Linked DNA regions of Mus musculus: regions 2 and 3 are each linked to region 1. Evidence: chromatin loops called from intact Hi-C (ENCODE). Cell type or tissue: heart. All regions are shown on one strand. Links, peaks and the distances in the headings refer to the core of each region. The heading gives the core; the rest is flanking DNA.

Region 1 (5,981 bases), core at 510-5,509:
CTACTTGAAGCCAAACTTAAAAATACGAATTGTTGTTTCTCTTTGTGGCACATTCCTCCATTCATCTTTCAAAAATTCTGTTGTCACCGTCTCTAGAGGGCAAAGCATAGTTCCATGAGAAGTGATATGCCCTGGAGCCAGACAGACCTGCTTTTAAATCTCTATTTGACCACCTACTACATGCATGGCCTCCAACAGTCACTTGAAAAAAATAAGTGCACAACTACCCGCCTGAATTTGTTGAGATAAAAGGCCCGAGCATAGCAGACCTTAAGTCTCCTTCCCTACCGAAGCTCCAACTCGTCCACACCTATTTAACTTGGAATTTAACTTGTGTTTGTGGCTTCCTGCTCCTGTAGCTTGAGGGCTGGGCACAAAGCCTGAAATTTGATGAGCACTCGGCAGTGACTTAATAAACATATACACCAATAAAGTCCCACGACGCTACCTATTCCACACGTGTGCACAGTGACACAACACCCTTTCAGTCTACTGACGAAGCCACTATTCCAAAACGGGTTAAGGATGAAGTTTTAACTGAAAATCTTTACTTTTAAATGGCTATCTTTAAGGTTGCCACTTAGCCAAGATGCTGGGCAGAATCCTAAAATGATAGATCTGAGTGGGGTCCCCACGCCTGCCTGCCTCCTGCCTCCTAAACTTAGGATTGCTATCTTCAGTCCCCACAAGGGACTGGCTGCACGCCATACCTTTTCCTTGGGCTTTATGTATTTGTGCAGCACCTCGCACAGCTCCAGATAGGTCCCATACCACTCGAAAGCTGTCTTCCCTCGCTGCTGGAAGAACTTCTCCCAGTAGTCGGCAGAGCCAAACTCCTTGGAGCTTTTAGGTAGGAGATTCATGTTCCCACCGTGAGCGGCGTCTTCGACACTGCTCCTGGTGACAGATCACCCCGGGAAGCACCGGGAGGCAGCAGCGGCGGGAATCTTAGCCACTACAGGCACCATAGATTTGTTCTGCACGCAAAACCCAACCGAACCGGGCCCTGTGCAGCAGACGCGCGGACGAACCACTGAGCTGGCCACGCGCCGCTGCCGCCCCCCTTGTTTTTCTTCACCCTCGGTCCGCGCCCCACGTGCAGCAGCCACACACTCCCGCAGCTACACTCAGAACCTAGAAACCATATCCGGGTAAGAGGTCTCGTGATTGGGCAGGCGGAGCGGGCGGGACTTCCTGCGGGACTCCGGGCAGAAGAGGCTTGCTTCGTGGAACCGGGCGGGGCTGCGCGCGCAGCCTCTGTGAGCTGCGCTCTATCCCCAGCTGAGAGCGCGAGGGGCAACGGGAGCTGACCTGCGCAGGAGCAGGAGTCTCAGCTAGAAACCCCTTCCTCAGGAAAATGTGAGCTCATCTCCTCTTCCCGGAATCACTTTGCCACCGTTCTTGGTCAATTCAGAGGAAAATGACTGCTTTTTCTACTCCAAAATACAGAGCCCTGCTATTAATACAGTAACAACGGTGAATATCAGGAGACTTAACCGAAGTGCCTCCCTTCCCTGCCTCTCAAAACACAGTAACCATTCATTATGAAGATGCTCATTTTATCATTGGAGTCCTTAAATTGTCATTCTGATGACAGTTGTAAAGACATAGTTTATGTGTCTGATGAACAATACCATCCTTTTAAATGATCGTTTTATGAAAATATCCCAAGGAAGTTCCTAGTGAAGAGCTGTTTTGAAGAGACGATGAAAGAAACAGCTCTCGCGTTAAAGGAATAAGAGATGGAGCCCAGATATGACTGGCCATAGCCCAGGAACACAGATTTAGCTTCCTCAAATACCATGTTCCCATGAGGTAGCAATTGCATGAACTTTTATAGTAACAACACAGAAAGTAGTAAAACGGGACACTTACAAATACATTGGTGAGTATATTGTAAGATGATTGCAACCACAAGAAAACCTAGAGGTCTCTTCATACTTTCCAAAGGTCTTACCTAAGGGTCACAAAAGATGTTGCCAAGTACTAAATAACTACTAAAGGACCGGAAGATGTTCTAGGAAAATTTGGCTCTGGAACTGCATGCAACCTTTCAACGGCTTCACATCATTGACGTTGAAATCAATGAGCCTTTGAGGACACAGCTCCTTTCCAGAGATTCTTTTTCACAGCCTATACACACAGTGCTAGCACAGACACGGAACAGTTAGAGTAGACATAAGTTTTAAAGTCATCTTCAAACATTACAGAATCGTCTATTGGACTTGTTTTTATTTTTAAAAAGTTTCATATGATATAATCTGGTAGTGGTTTCTTCTTTCCCGACTTGTCTCAGCTCTTCCCCACCTCCTCAACTCCGTGACCTTTCTCTCTAAATAAAACACACAGTATTTTTTTAAGACTTATTTATTTATGCCAGGTGTGGTGCCATGCCTTTAATACCAGCACTTGGGAAACAGAAGCAGGTGGATCTCTTAAGTTCGAGGTCAGTCTGGTCTACAAAGCGAGTCCAGGACAGCCAGGGCTTATTACACAGAAAAACCATGTGTCAAAAAACAAAAAACAAAACAAACAAACAAACAAAAAAAAAAAACAAAAAACCTACCACTACAACTAATAATAATAAACAATAAAATATTAGTGTTTTGCCTGCATGTATGCCTACATGCCAGAAGAGGGCACCAGATCTCATTATAAATGGTTATGAGCCACCATGTGGTTGTTGGCAATTGAACACTTAGAACCTCTGGAAGAGCACCCAGTGCTTTTAACCTCTGAGCCATCTCTCCAGCCCAAAACACACAGAATTAAAAAAATAAATAAATGAATGAAGAAAAAAAACAGAAAAACTACCCATCAAAACACAAGATTAGGGCTGGAGAGATGGCTGAGCGGTTAAGAACATTCACTGCTCTTCCAGAGGTCCTGAGTTCAATTCCCAGCAACCACGTGGTGGCTCACAACCATCTCTAATGGGATCCGATGCCCTCTTCTGGTGTATCTGAAGACAGCGACAGTGTACTCATATACATACAATCAATAAATAAATTCTTTAAAAAAATTACTTCTACCAAAAAAAAAAAAAAAAACCCACAAGATTAAAAACCATAATATACAGGCAAAAGACCAGTAAGGCTAACATGTCCAAACTAAGCAATATGAGACTAAAAAGTCTACAAAAATACCCTTGAGTCTGTTTTGTGTTAGCCATCTATTGCTGGGCATGGGGCCTAACCTTAAGTGTGAAATGAAATTTAACTTTTCATTTGCAAGCTGCTATCAAATACAAGTAACTTCTTGTTAGGTACTAATGCCAGTGCCCACTTCCCCATTCAGGGTTGGCTCCCCTGTGGCTTGGACCTGTGCAGGCTCTGTGCATGCTGCCACCATCTCTGGGAGGTCACTCACATGTGCATCAGTTGTATTATGTCTGGAAGACACTGGTTCCTTAGAATCATCCATCTAAGAGGGGTCTGCCCTTAGATTCTGTCTGTCTTCTCTTCTGCCTAGCTCCCTGACCACAGAGGGGAAGGGTTTGATGAAGGCATCCTATTTAGGACTCAGTGTCTGTGTTAGTTAGGATTTTCTATGAAGAGACACCATGACTACAGCAACTCTTATAAAGAGAAATATTTAATTGGGGCTGGCTTACAGTTTACAGGTTTCATCCTTTATCATCATGGCAGGAAACATGGAAATATACAGGCAGACATGGTGCTGGAGATGTAACAGAGAGTTCTACATCTTGATCTGAAGGCAACAAAAGGAGACTGTGTGTCATACTGGGCATAGCTAGGGTATATGAGACCTCAAAGCCCACCCACAAAGTGGCACACTTCCTCCAACAAGGCCTCATCTACTCCAACAAAGACTCACCTCCTAATAGTGCACTCCCCTTGGATCAAGAATTGCTCCAAGTGCACACATGTCTAGGAGAGCCATTCCTGTTCGAACTACCTCAGTGTCCAAAATCTCTGTCTCTGCACATTGTCTAGTTGTGGATCTCAGTAGATTGATGATGTCTTAGTTAGGTTTTTACTGCTGTGAACAGATACCTTGACCAATGCAAGTCTTATAAAGAACAACATTTAATTGGGGCTCGTTTACAGGTTCAGAGATTCAGTCCAGTATCATCAAGGTGAGGACATGGCAGCATCTAGGCAGGCATGGTGCAGGCAGAGCTGAGAGTTCTACATCTTCATCTGAAGGCTGCTAGCAGAATACTGGCTTCCAAGCAGCTCGGATGAGGATCTTAAATCCCACACCCACAGAGACATACCTACTCCAACAGGGTCACACCTAATAGTGCCAATCACTGTATCAAAGATATACAAACCATCACAGATGAATTGCCCCACCCTCAACCCCTAGCAAAGTTTTATTTTAAATGAGTATACTGTCACTGTCTTCAAACTCACCGGAAGAAGGCATTGGATCCCCTTATAGATGGTTGTGAGCCACAATATGCTTGCTGGGAATTGAACTTAGGACCTCTGGAAGAGCAGTCAGTGCTCTTAACCACTGAGCCATCTCTCCAGCCCCCACTCCCCACCACCACCACCAAAGTTTTGATGTTTTAGTTCAGTGGTGAGACCCAGAGGTCTGTTTCTAACAAGTTGCCACGTGAGGCTTTACGGATGTTACCTCTGAGCTACTGTCAGATCCTTGAAGGCTTGCCCCTTGTAAACCACTACTTTAAAATGTAATTGAGTCATGAGTGAAAATGGATATGGTGTGAGACAGGATAGAAAGGCAGGACAAATTAAGGGGACACTAGAAATAAAAGAAGCCCCCCCCCCTTAGAACATACTTCTGTTTCCCACTAGCTGAAAGTCAACACAAAACAACAACAACAACCTTAACACAGCTGAAAAGTCCAGAATTACCTACAGAGATTGTGCTAGTTTTCCTAAAAATATATCAAACAAGTATTTTTTTAAAATGCCAAACAACCATGTGGCAAACAACAAACTGCTTACACAGGGCCTGATTACACAGGGCCTGGTTGCTTAACCCTTGGGTCTAACCATGCCTGCGCTCCTCTCTCTAAGCTCAAACAATATTCCATAGAAAGCTACTTTAACAATTTCATTTATTTAAAAAAATAACATGGGGAAAATAAACAAACTAGCCCATATTTCTTTACATAATTCTAAAGCTTTGCTTAATTGTTAGTCCTTGTTGTAAATAATATCCTCTGAGCAATGAAATGACGCCATAAAGTCACATTATGTAGCCATTGTAAAGACGCCTGAGTGGTACTCTTTAAGAAGGCCACACCCACATGTGGATATATTTTGTCCTTTTCTTAGGTATCTCTTTCTAAAAACAAGAACTTAAATCTAAATTGTGCACTATCTATCACTTATGCATAATAAATGCACAAAACACGCTCATTCCAACTTGTCTTGGAATTCTTTTCTTCAGAGCAGTCAAGAATCTGTGTTCCCTGAGTGGAGGTCCCTAAGGGCCAGAAGTCCTCAGGCCATTGGTGGCAGTTCCAGGATGTGTCTCCTCACTGCTGCTGATAGCTTTAGCTCCATAATTTTAAAAGGTTAACCCAAAATATCCCCTACAAGGAACATGAAGGACTATTTGTCTCCTGTTTTACTTCCTCGGTTCGCTCCCTCTCTACCCAAACTAAGAACTGAAGAGCCTTAGATATGACTTTAGCTACTTTATCACACAAGGCTCCTAATCAGGGAGCTGTGGGGCCCTTTTAGAAAGTCCTTATGAGGAGTCAAGCACAACACTCATACTTGAAATACTACGAAATTGCAGAGAAGCAAAGCACACAGCACCCACCAACACACGGTCTTATCAGTTCACCGAGTATGTTGAATGACTCGTGAGAACTATCACTTATAGTAGGCACAGTTATGATAATAGATGAGCAATAAGCAAGACCGCCGTGTGAAAGACATTAAACAGCTGCAAACGTCTTCAATCAGGGTAGTGATGCTTTAAAGGAAAAATATAACATTTTCATAGCAAATTCCTGTGATACTTCTTTCTGGCCT
Region 2 (5,981 bases), core at 500-5,499, 670 kb before region 1:
ACTCTAAAATACAAACCCTTCATTAGATTCACCTCATGTCCTTTTAAGTACCTTTATTGTATGTTAAATATATCAAAGTTTTTTAACGTCAAGGTTTTAGTCTAAATATTAGCTCCTCTAAGCTCATCCTTTGAGTCACAGAAAAAAATCTGTTACTATTTTTAAAAATTAGCCTTTTTTAGATTAATGTAAAGAGTTCTGGTTCTTAGGGGTTAGCTGCAGACATATTAAGAACTAAAGGCAGATATGTAAAGGAAGAGTAAAGCTCTGGTTTACCTCCGGCATACCATGACTCACTGGGTTTCTATACATGTCCATCTAAGATGGAGGGATTGCTCTGCTTTAACTAAACAACTTACTACATGTATTTTAAAACAAACAAACAAACAGAAAAGCTAACAAAGATAATAGTACAAGCATAAACCAGTAACAAAATAGTAAGGCTAAGAAGAGTAACCATTATAAACCATTTATCTACATTTGATATAAAATAATCTCTTAAATTAAACAGTTCTCACTGAAAATTACTTTAATGAAAACAAATGGTAATATTAACAAAGTATTTTTTATCTTTCTTAAACAACTAACTTTGGTAATTATATGTACAATACTGATGCCATATTGATACATGTAGATAAATTACAAATAATTAGACACATTTTAAAGGCACATGCACCAAGTTTTACTACTAGGGAACATACTCAGAATAACTGTTCAAAGGTTTGGATCACATCGTCCACTTCAGTGTGATGATCAACTCCCCTCTGTCAATGACTGAGAGAGTTCTGCACCTTCAGCTTCTGAATAGTGTATATTATATCATAAAACTTTGAAGACTTCAGCAAACTAAGAGACATGGATATTGACTAAGGGTAAACACAATATAATAAGTCCTTGAAGGAGGAAGACAAGGGCCGTCATAAGCAGATGTTGAAGGCCAAAATGAGAGGTTGAAGTGATGAGAGACAGGAGAGAGAATCTATGCAACACCTAGAAGCTGAAAAAGTCAAAGAACTGGAGTCTCCCCCTCAGGGTCTCCAGAATGAAGCAGCCATGCCACCTTAATACTTGCCCCAGTGAGACTGATTTTGGACTCCTGTACACACACCCTACAACTATAAAACAACTATGTGTACGCCAGTGGATTTCTGGTAATTTGTTATAGCAGCAGTAGGAGCTTACAAGGAGGCTTCTTAGTTGAGATAGTTTCAGTACTAAAAACGAGAGAGGCCACTCACTCAAGCTTTCAAGATTCACAATATTCAATACACAGTAAACATAAGAAAAACACCTTTGAATGCTTTTATAATGAAAGACAGCATGCTCTTACTGTTTTACAAAGTGCATGTGTTATCTCATTTGCTTCTAATAACTTTGGTATGAATGGATCAATTTTATCATACTGAGGCTCTAAAAACTAAAGTTCAAAGGAATTATATAGCATGTCCAAGTACACATATCTAGTAAGTGATGGTACTGTATCTGTCTAAAAACACAGGCCTTATTTAACCTATAGTCAGTCAGAGGACCACTGTAGTGAGGAGCCTGTATTACAAGCTGCTTAGGTTCAAATCTAAATTTTAGAATGCAGTAGCTGCTTAGCCATGTTACTCTGTTGCAAGCATAACTTTAGCCTCTCTATTTATTCATCTGTAAAATACAGAATTCAACTAATAATATCTACCTAAGAGGACCTTGCTGACAAAGATGCTAAAACGTACACATGCCACATGCTTGGTACAGATAACAATAAATATTAGCTATCACTGTTCTTCTGTAGCTACACTACAATTACACCTAGAATACACTGTACTACTTAACCAAGAATTGTGATTAGCAGTGTGCAAAAGAAAAAAATAGCAACCAGAATGAATAGATAGGATGCATTTTGGTTTTCTGTTAAGGTAAATCTATAGCACTCTAGGCAGGAAAAGAGAAAAGGCAGAAGGCTGTATCACACACAATCTATCAACTATGACAGTATAAGATCAAACTAAACTGCAGTAATAGTAATAGAGTAAGTCCTGGGTAGACCCTAGAACTGATTATTATATGAACATAGAATACTCAATCTACAAAAGAGAAGTGGGTAACAAAATCTGGAGATAATTTCTGAATGAGGGGAGAAAAGGCTAGTAAGAGAAGCTCACCAACTCTAAGAAATTGCTACCTAATCCTACACTGGTTTCAGGTACCAGTTTCTCTTAAGGAGTATTTAAAGGATTCAGAATGACAAGAAATACAGTCTTTCCAGTCAGATTTTCTCAGACAAGTGTTTTCTTGAGCCCATATTAATATATTATTCTATGTGAGCAACAACTCTACAACTTGAGCACCTCTGGATTCCATTACACCCATAAAAAAAAGGGAATTATTACTGGCGCTTTGAAGACATAAGGTAAATAAGAAAGTGTGTTTAGATTTTAGTATAAGAAGCAAAATCTCTTTAACACAAAGGCCATCACTTTCAGTCACCAAGTCTCAAGGCTCTTTGGGAATTCCTTCAGAAAGAATGGCTTTTCCAAGTACACCTTTAGCAATCCTTTGGTTCATAAGCTATGTCTGCTCCTGGACATCCAGAGATGTGCTTGAAATTAACTTGAACTCCATAGAACTTCAGAGAAAGGGACAGAGCGGGTCGCAAAAACCGTTTCCTTTCTAGTGCCAAAGAACATGCCCCAAAACTATGGCTGACTCCACATCTGTGATAATCCTCTCCCACCAGGCTAACCGAAAAAGGGCTTCATCAGGGATCCCGCCCGCCCCACGCCGCAGGGTTTCAAGGAGCAGCCCCAAAAGTACTATTGGTCAAGATTGTGCAAGACCTGACCAGAAGAACAACAGTTTAGACATTACTCTTACCCTCATGACGACTCACGTTTTCAAAATCACAGGTCCGGAACACATCACACCTGACTCGCCCCTGCCCTTACCTCATAACGAAAGCAAATGAACTGACAGCAAAACTGAGTAACTCACTCACTAGCTTTCTGAACACTACCCAAACTGCCCTAACTGCGGTGATGGGGTACCCGAGTACAAAGGCAAAAAGTGATCCCCAATATCCCCTTCTCTCCCTGCTGGAACTCTGCAAATTCCAAAACACAACTCGTAAACCACAAGAGGAAGAGCTGGGTGGCCGCTGTGTCCCTGGCTTAGGAGCAGGAGCACCAAGCAACCCAAAAAGCCGAGATGATTTGGGGGTGTGACCCGACCTACTCCCTCTTTCATCCCCACGGGAAGTCCCCAGAGGCCGGCCCCTTACTCACCAGACTAGAGAGCAGAGAGAGAGGCAGGAGACCAGGGCCAAGGCCCGCCGGTACTTCTTCATCTTCTCCTCCTTCTTCCCCCTGCCAGGAGGCGGCACATCCTCCCCACAGCAGCCACTGTCGAGGCCAAGATGGAGGAGCCGGAGCAGAAACGCGAGGATGGGACCGAGAGTCCGAAGAGCAGTGGGGCTTGGGGAGCGGTTCCGCAGCGGCTCGCGTCCCGGATGGCCTCCCCGAGAGGCCCACGGCAACGGGAATAGGGACGCTTCACAGGAGCGCTCGGGAGACTGCCGCCGCCGCCGCTCTGTCTGCCCGCTCGCCCGCGCCCGCCTCCTCCGGCCTTCGCCGCCACTGCCTCCCCATCCCCGCCCCGCCCGCCCGGGCCCTCGCTCCGTGCTGCCGGCGACCAACGGCCGCCGCGTACTCGCCTCTCAGCAGCCAATCCCCGGCCGGGCCAGCGCACCTCGCACTCCACTGAGCTGGGTGGAAGGAGACGCGTCACCCACGTCCCTCTCGGCTCGCGCTCCACAAGTCACAGCGCGGGCCACGCCCCCTCCGCTGACAAAGCTCCAAAACGCCACAACCGCCGCCCAACCTGCGCAGGTCCCACCCACTCGCTGGCGCTCGAACAGGAAGTCCTGTAACCCTCGGTCTTCCGCCTTTCAATGGCCTGCCCACTCTCGCTGGCACGCGCCGCCTCCGCGCACGGGTATCTGGGGCTTGTAGTCCTCCTGCCCGAACCCGCCTTTTTTTTTTTTCCTCCGTAGAACTCGCGGGTTTGGTTCTCGAGTTTTACACTTTCACTTCTCACCTTCAGACTGACTAGCTTTGTCATTTGTCATTGTTAAGTCTATAATTCTTCCTTGGAGCACAGTCATGGAACGGCCTGGAATGACTGGAGAGGGTCAGGAGAAAGCATGCTAATGCAATTTAAAAGTCGGTTTACCGGCAGTGGGTCGGGCTTACTGAGGTAGATGATGATTGGAAGGTAGAAAGAGGCGTGTCAACGTTTCCTCTCACATGATTGGCTGGGAAGGACTGAGCTTTTCTTTCACCTAAGTGAGAATTCCTACCTGCCCGCCAGATTCCTAAGATAGAGCTTTAGTGTTCTTTTTTGTTCTTTTAATTTCGGGCTGTGGGTTTGCTGCTGCAAGGCAGAAAAGACACTACGGACTCTCGGCGTCTGGAAGCAGAGAAAGCGAACTCCTACACATACTTGCTGTGAACAAGAAAAAAAAAAAGAAGTGGTGTTCACAGATGGAGACCCCAAAATCTGTAAAAAGCTGAGGCCCAGAATCCTACTTAGGGAGCGTTGGTGTGCAATCTCAGAATGCTTTGTGGCTACTGCCAGACATCTCTTCAAGTAGCTTACTGATCCTGAAAGACAGCAGTTGGAAGAGACTAGACTTTTGGCCTCTTAGTATAGCAGTTCCTTCCTCTAAGTCTCCCGTGTGCCTATTTAACATATCAAAGCAGAACTGGCTGCCACGTTCTCCCAGCATTCTTCAGTCTCTACCAGTTAGTTGCAGGATTCTTCTCATCAGCCCCTACTCCAAACTTCTCCAGCCCAGGGGCTGGGCAGCCATTCCCTCATGCACCCTTCCCTATATAATCCAGCCATTTTGGTTACCTGGCCCTTTTGGTCTGCCCTTTACCCTCCTGGCCTCTTGATCTCCTGGTCTCCTGGCTCTCCTTGCCTCCTCCACTTTCCTCACATGGCCCCTGCTCAGGTTCGTATTCACTCTGGACTCGTCCAGATGCCCCTGTCTCTGGCTATGTCTCCCTTGTATAAACCTCCTCTACCATGCCCAGGAGCAGTCATTCCCTTCCTATTTTATTTTATTTTATTTTCAGTTCCTCTCATCTATCTGCACCGCCATACCCATTAACCTCCTCCACTTCTCCCACCCTTAACTCCTGAGATCTGTGAACACTATTCTGTTCTCATCTTTGAAATTATCTTAATTTTCATGTATAAGAGAGACTACACGGCATTTGTATTTCTACCTCTGATTTTACACAACATTCTCCAATTTCATCTGTGTTACAACTAATGACAAGATTTCGTTCTTTTTATAGTTTAATGTGTAAATAAATATACTGTATTTTCTTTATCAATGGATCCCTAGGTTGCTTCCATATTTTGGCGACTGTGCAATTCCTCCTTGACATTTACCCAGGTGTTATGTTTTATATAAAAGAAAAAGCCGGGGATATGTTAGGTGGAGGCACAGTATGGAGTTGGGGGAGGGGGGCAGGGAGAAGGCTGTGCTTCTGCGGGCCCACACTGAGGCATCCCTTACCCCTGAGGAACAGCCATACAAGTATAGTATAGAATAGAGTTTATTTAGGGCATGGGGAGGGGAGTTGACAAGATAGTAGAGACAGAGAAAGGGAGAGAGAGAGGAGAGGAGTAGAGGCTAGCCATGAACACTTGGAGAGGGAGAGGAAAATGAAGGGAGAAGGGACAGAGTGGGAGAGAGTAGAAAGGCAAGCAAAAATAGAAAGAAGGGGGCAAGCAGCCCCTTTTATAGTGAGTCAGGCATAACTGTGGGGTGGAGCCTAGAAATGCTAACACCAAGCAGCAGGATTGTTGAATTGTTTGGTAGTTTTGTTTTTTTGGTTTGTGAGGGAAGATGGAGCAGAGACTGGATTGGGTGGGGAAGAGTGTCAGAAGCCCTGTGAGTACATCAGGTAATAATGGCCCACCAG
Region 3 (5,981 bases), core at 500-5,499, 1.4 Mb after region 1:
ATTTTTTGGATCACTGATTAAAAATGCAACACAAATCATAAAAGAGGAAGGAGAGAAACTTTCTCTTTTCCTTTGGGCTCAGCCCAGGGGGGACATTTCTTCCTCCCTGGGGCTGTTTAGAGCAGGCCACAGAGAGGAAATGCTTACCTGGGAGAGAACTATTTCCTGCATTCTGCTTAGAGGACAGGGGGCACTGGACGAGAGGCCTGTCCCCTCCCACATCCACACAGGAACCAACCCTGACTGTGAGCAGAAGTGTAGCAAAGCAACTAGCAAGGCCCCTTGCTCCTAAAGCGGGCAGGTGGACTCTAGTTAGTTAGTTAGTTAGTTAGTTAGTTAGTTGGTTGGTTATAACTAAATCAATCTATATTATTTAACTAAAAAAATCTATATCAAATAATTCTATATTGAGTCCAAAATAAAGTTAGTTAGTTAGTTAGTTAGTTAGTTAGTTAGTTGTGGGGCCTTTAAATTTGGTTTGGTTTTTGACTTTTGGTTTTGTTTTGTTTGTCTGTCTGTTTGTTTGTCTGTCTGTCTGGGTAACCTGGCAGAGTCAAAAGGATTTGGGTCCTTAATGGAATGGGGTACAGGTCTTAAGCCTGGGTTACAGGTTCTTACACCAGAGAAAGCCACTAGTGAATACAGAGAAATAGAACTGACAGAAACACGTAGACACAGACACACAAAGACACATAAGAGAGAGAGAGACAGACAGACAGACAGACAGACAGACAGACAAAGACAGAAAAGACAACAAGGGGTAGCCACCACATTTATATACCTGAACAGACAAAAGGATCCAGTCACAAATCACATGGACACTGGATCAGCAGACATGTCGACCTCTCCTGTGTGTCCAAACAGAATGTGCCATGACCAGACTTATCTCCGGAGGTCATAGACCAAGGCAACCTGCTTCCTTTCCCGGTAGAGGTGTGAGACCCCTCCAAAACCTTAGGCAGTGAGTGATCAAAGGCAGCTCTGGGAAGCTGGAGCATCTCCACTTGTGTCCCCCTAGGGGCCCCTTGACAGCCCAACTCTTCCTTGATCCAAGGGTCTCTGAGACACCTCCTCATCCCACCACCCCGGTATCTTGAAGTGTGGTCTCTGGGATCTTTTGAGGTATCCAGAAATATTGTGGAGTATTCTCCAAAAAGACTGCTCAGACATGGGTTTAAGCCAACAGAAAGGTGTTTGTTTTTTTTTTTTTGTTTTTTTTGTTTTTTTTAGACAGCCAACAACTACACTGGATGTTCAGGATGCCTATGCAGCCCTGAGCCTTTCTCAGGGTGAGCTTTTAAGCAGAAAAACCATGTTCTGTTAACAAGAACAGTTAGCCAGAAGCAGAGCTACAGAAGCTAAAAAGCAAGGTTAGTTCATTTAGAGACTTTCCCAGAACAAGGGACTTTGGTGGATTAGGCCTTTGTTTTAGTTTTGGCACGTGGTGCTGCCTACATGCTGAGTTTTACAGCCTGGATGGTACTTCCATCATGGGGTCAGTTGTACTAAGGTCTGAGGCCATTTGACAAGACCTAGACTACTCAACACATCTATTATTTTCTCTTCACTTAAACTCTGAGGTGATTGGTGTACACTTGGAGGCTAAGAAGCATTTCACGCTTGGATTGGCATTGGGAGGATTTAAATCAGAAACCCATACTTAGAGACAGATACTACAGATAATGCCCTTCCCATATCTAATGCAGATTAATGGTGTTTTTAAGGATGTTAAAAAGTGAATTTTCATTGCCAAAATGAGTAACTTCAAAATAGGTCAAATAGGCTGAAAGGCATAAGAATCTAGTGAGCCCAAAATCTTCACAAAGGCTCATATGCAAATAATCTGTAATCTTGTGGGGAGGGGCATTAGGAGATGGCTCAGTCAGTAAGGTGCTTGGAACCTCAGTCTGATCATTAGAATCCAAGTTCTTATGCCTGGAAGCCCAGCACTGGGGAAGCAAAGGCAGGTGGATTCTGGGGCTCCCTGGACAGAGAGCCTGGCTTAATCAGTGAACTGCAAGCCAGGGGCAGAGCTTACTTATCTCCAGCCCGTGTCCATGTGCCACCTGAGCAATATCACCTGTCACCCAACTCCAGGCGGGGTAACTGAATCTGTGTGTGCCTGTACAATACTGGTCCTTTTTCCTACAGAATCAAATGTCCGCTGGACAGAATGACTGACATACCCTATTGAGGGTAAGATGTGTAAGTTAACCCGTGGCCTCAAAAATATCTGGAATCTTAATGCAGAGATGTAAGAGATGGTTTATTTAGAAACCTGAGTGACACCAGGATAAATGAAGTGAGTAGATGGTAGAAGTATTGAGTGTGTCCCTTCCAATCATGTCTTACACATGCAGCAGGGAACTGTCTTCTAGTGTTAATTTTAGAGGAGTAGGTGACCATCGTGTTTGAGAAAACAGGCTACATGCTACCCAGGATCCCATCCACAGCTGGACTAGGATTAGTGATCAAAGAATGGATGAGAATGCGAGCAAGCACCCAGAGCGAACGATACAGCATAGATGTGAGTCAGGAATGCATCATCCTCCCAGTGGATTTCTTGCCCTGGTTGAAGTGGCTCAATTCTACTCCTCCAGGAAAAGAAAGGCACAAAATAAATTGATCAAGACAATCCTGGTCTCATTCTGACTTGCCTTACAGGACGTGGTAGCTGATGTTACTTTATCTACATTCTTTACCAGGAAGGCAGAGGCTGGCTGCGACCTCCCACACGCAAATGGGTTGATCATTTAGTCTTCGGTTATTGTAACGAAGGTGAACTTTCGAAGAGAACAAGAAGTCAGCGGATATTGGAGCTGGTAATTCTATCACAGGTGTAGTCTTCTCTTCCTCCGTTCCTTTCCCACACACCCCCCCCCCATCCTTATTTCCCCTCTCCTCCCTTCCCCTTTTCTCCTCTTCACTTTCTTCCCTCCTGTCCGGTCCTCTCCGGTCTTGCGTGACATTCCTTCTAATTGTACTATTTCGCTGAATTATGATTCCAGGTTTTCCATCTGAAACCTTAAGCCTTAATTAAGTCTCAAGCGTTAATCGCCATGATTTCTGACTTCACTAAATACATACATACATACATACATACATACATACATACATACATACATACATACATACATACATATCTTCTCTGACAGCAGGCCAATCCTGGTGGCCAGGATGCTGAGGGGGCAGTCACAACCGGAAAAGTTCTGGCTCAGCCCCAAACTCCTCTCCTCCTCCTCCCCGCCCCCTTACTTGTCTGAAGCCAGAGGTGGCCATTTTGGATTCGGGCGGAAATGAACTCAAAAGCGGCTGGTTAAAAACCCAAACATGAAAACCGGGATGCCCCTGCAGTCGGGCTGAAGACACACGCAGAGAGGCTTCCCTGCCGCCAGAGCCGGCTGCCGGGAACAGGCGTGCGGCGCAGGCTCCCCTGGCGCCCACACCTACCCGGGCCCGCGCCCTCGCAGCACCTGTGCGGCCGCTCTAGCTCGGTTCCGGGTTCGCGCCTCGGTGGTGGCGTCGGAGGAACTGAAGGCCCGGCTGTTGAGCCGCTTCCGGGCCCTCGGAGAGCCGCCGGAGCCGGGTCCTCGGGGGTGTCTGTGGGTGGAGGAGCCGGGGTCTGAGCGTCGGAGCCAGCCGCGGGCCAAGAGGGAGCGGAGCCGCCAGCCTCCTCCCGCCGCCCGCAGGTAACCGGGAGCCGTGCGGCCTGGACGGCGGGGCGGGAAGCGAGCCGGGGCGGCCGGTTGAGCGCTGCCCCGGGGAGTTCGGGGTGCCCCTGTGCCTGGCGTCTCGGGTGAGCCCCGCCGGCCGAGGCCGGTGGAGGGCCGAGAGACCGGGCCTGGAGTCCAGCGGGAAGGCCGCGCGGTGCAGGGTCCCCGACGAGCGTCCACACTCAGCCCCCGGGCTTCACGTGTAGAAAAGACAACAACATCTCCCAAGGTCGCTTTTGCTGAGTTCTGGGATCGCTGCTGCTGCTGGGTTGGGGGACATGTGTGTGCTCTGAGCTGATGTCACACCTCGGAGTACTTTTAGTCCACAGAGACTACATGTTTTGCTTGTCAGCTAGCACAATGCGGTTGAGTTCCTGACAGGGAACATACGTGGCCGAGACAGGGCCGCTGGTAAGATTTGTCACCCAGTATCTAAGTGCCAACGAGTACATATCCTTAGGACTCTCGGGCAAGTCATAACCTTTGGCTCTTTGAAGCGAAGGGAACTAGAACCGAAGAGAGTCTCTACTGTCGGGAGAACTAAGGGACATACTTCCCCCAGAGCACACGTGGTATGTGGTTGAATACCTAGGCAAGGTGCTGCTCCCAAACCAAATGGAACCCTTCAGAAGCTTCGCCTGAAGCCAAAGAAATGAGAAGGATGGAAGACATAGATAGATTAAAGTGTACAGTCACATCCTAGACTGTCAACTCGACGTTTCATTATAGAAAGTATAAGTGGTATAGTCAGTAAAAATGCCATATTAGAATATCCTTTTCTACCTTCGTGTGACTTTCAAAGCTACCTGGCACTATTTCATAGTCCCCTTCTTACTTCCCAAACCAAGAAAAAATCCGTGGAGTTGGGAGTGTTCCTTATGTCTTGCATTTCCATAAGCTCCTTTCAGCTCCGTCCTGAGGGTTGTAAAACACTGCTGGTGCCAGCGGTCCTGCCTCTTAGATACAGGCGTGGGGAGAACCAGAGTGACCGCCTTGTGTGTTCTCAAATCCAGTCCTCGGCGCCCTTTCCCTGCTGTGTTGGGCGCGGGGCTCTGTACAGGGCATCCTATTCGCTTCGGTAGAAACTGAGCCTTGCCTTTTTAAAGGTGCTCTTCCTTAGGGTCATAGGCGACTTATCACTGTGAAAAATGACTGGTTTTGGTAGCTTCCTAGTATTTTTGCAAATCTAAAGGTATTATGTTCGTATTTATAACATTGAGTTAGGGTTAATAGATAATCTAAGGGCCAATATTCCAACAAGGATTTGGCCTGCTATTGGAAATCAGTAAGCTAAATGCCCATTGCCCCTGCCTTTTGCCAGCGTGGCTCATGAATCTCAGTGACCGCAGTATCCCTTCAGGACTAACGAAATTAAACTGGTTTTTCTGCCAAGAAGATACTCACCTGCTGTGGTTTTCCTTTATTGTTTAATTTTGAAAACTTTTATTTTGTAGTGAACCAAAAATGCAGGCTAGGTCCACATACTTTTCAAATGAACCCTTCCCTAACTCATACCTCTCTTCTCACTGGTGTTTGAAGCAGGGGTCAGAGTAGAAGTGTCCGTTGGTCTCAGGGAGTGTAGGCCCACTCAAGCCACACCAGGGAAGCCGCAAGCACCTAGAGGCTTAGTCAGTGAGGCAGTGGAAAAACTGGATTGGAAGCCAGCTGCTCGTCCTGCAGGCACTAGGCAGGGCCAAGATGGAGGATGCCTGTGTGTCTCTATAAAGCAGCCATTCCCCCAGCTTGTGCCTACCATTATCTCACTGACCACTCACTTCCTTGGTGCCTACCACGTGTTTGCTTCCATGGGGCCCCAGCTCCACCTCCTGGTGACCCCAGCTTCAGATGTGCTACTAGTGATAAAGAAAAACATCAGATCCATAGAGGAGACAGTGGTCCGCCCCTTCATTCTGGTTGTGGATACTAAAGATCCGGCTGTGACTCGACTGCTCTTTGGCCAGGAGGCAGGAAGAAGGCCCTCGCCGCCCAGGGACCACTGCATCCATGATCAGAGCTTCTTTCTCTGGCTGCATGCATTGCTTTTCTCTTGTCCCAGTAAAATATGGCTGGTCCTTGTCATTCCTTTTTTTATATGATTTTTTTTTTTGGAATTAAACTTAATCATATCATTTTCCCCCCTTTCTCTGTCATCCCTCCAGCCCTTCCCGTGCATCCTCCTTGCCATTGTTCTCTCAAATTCATCGTCTTTTTCTTGTTGCATGTGTGTGTGCTCCTAAATACAGAAGTACATCTTGCTCTGTGTGTGTG

What was found. A loop is a pair of places that touch in the nucleus more often than their neighbours do. Peaks named below come from ENCODE experiments on the same cell type or tissue, not always from the same donor. Only the 100,000 strongest peaks of a DNase experiment are listed, where the experiment ranks them.
Region 2: a loop joins it to region 1, with 4 times the contacts of the local background. A loop is called at or near these places in 3 of 42 quality-filtered maps.
Region 3: a loop joins it to region 1, with 6 times the contacts of the local background. A loop is called at or near these places in 4 of 42 quality-filtered maps.

The regions. Positions count from the first base shown.
Region 1 is chr1:162,547,394-162,553,374 of GRCm38, forward strand. It overlaps Eef1aknmt (EEF1A lysine and N-terminal methyltransferase), which reads right to left and starts at 952. Exons shown (of 8, transcript NM_144877.1): 1 at 711-952. The coding sequence starts at 863. In heart, for the core only: a CTCF peak has its summit at 2,637 (motif pointing right); a DNase peak (open chromatin) is centred at 1,178; H3K4me3 peaks cover 1,381 bases; H3K27ac peaks cover 1,254 bases.
Region 2 is chr1:161,873,042-161,879,022 of GRCm38, forward strand. Suco (SUN domain containing ossification factor) reads right to left here and starts at 3,641. Exons shown (of 24, transcript NM_001357402.1): 1 at 3,270-3,641. The coding sequence starts at 3,331. In heart, for the core only: a CTCF peak has its summit at 3,583; DNase peaks (open chromatin) are centred at 3,830 and 4,260; H3K4me3 peaks cover 3,558 bases; H3K27ac peaks cover 2,741 bases.
Region 3 is chr1:163,926,498-163,932,478 of GRCm38, forward strand. Scyl3 (SCY1-like 3 (S. cerevisiae)) reads left to right here and starts at 3,268. Exons shown (of 14, transcript NM_028776.5): 1 at 3,268-3,689. In heart, for the core only: no CTCF peak of the experiment used is centred there; DNase peaks (open chromatin) are centred at 3,244 and 3,484; H3K4me3 peaks cover 2,260 bases; H3K27ac peaks cover 1,423 bases.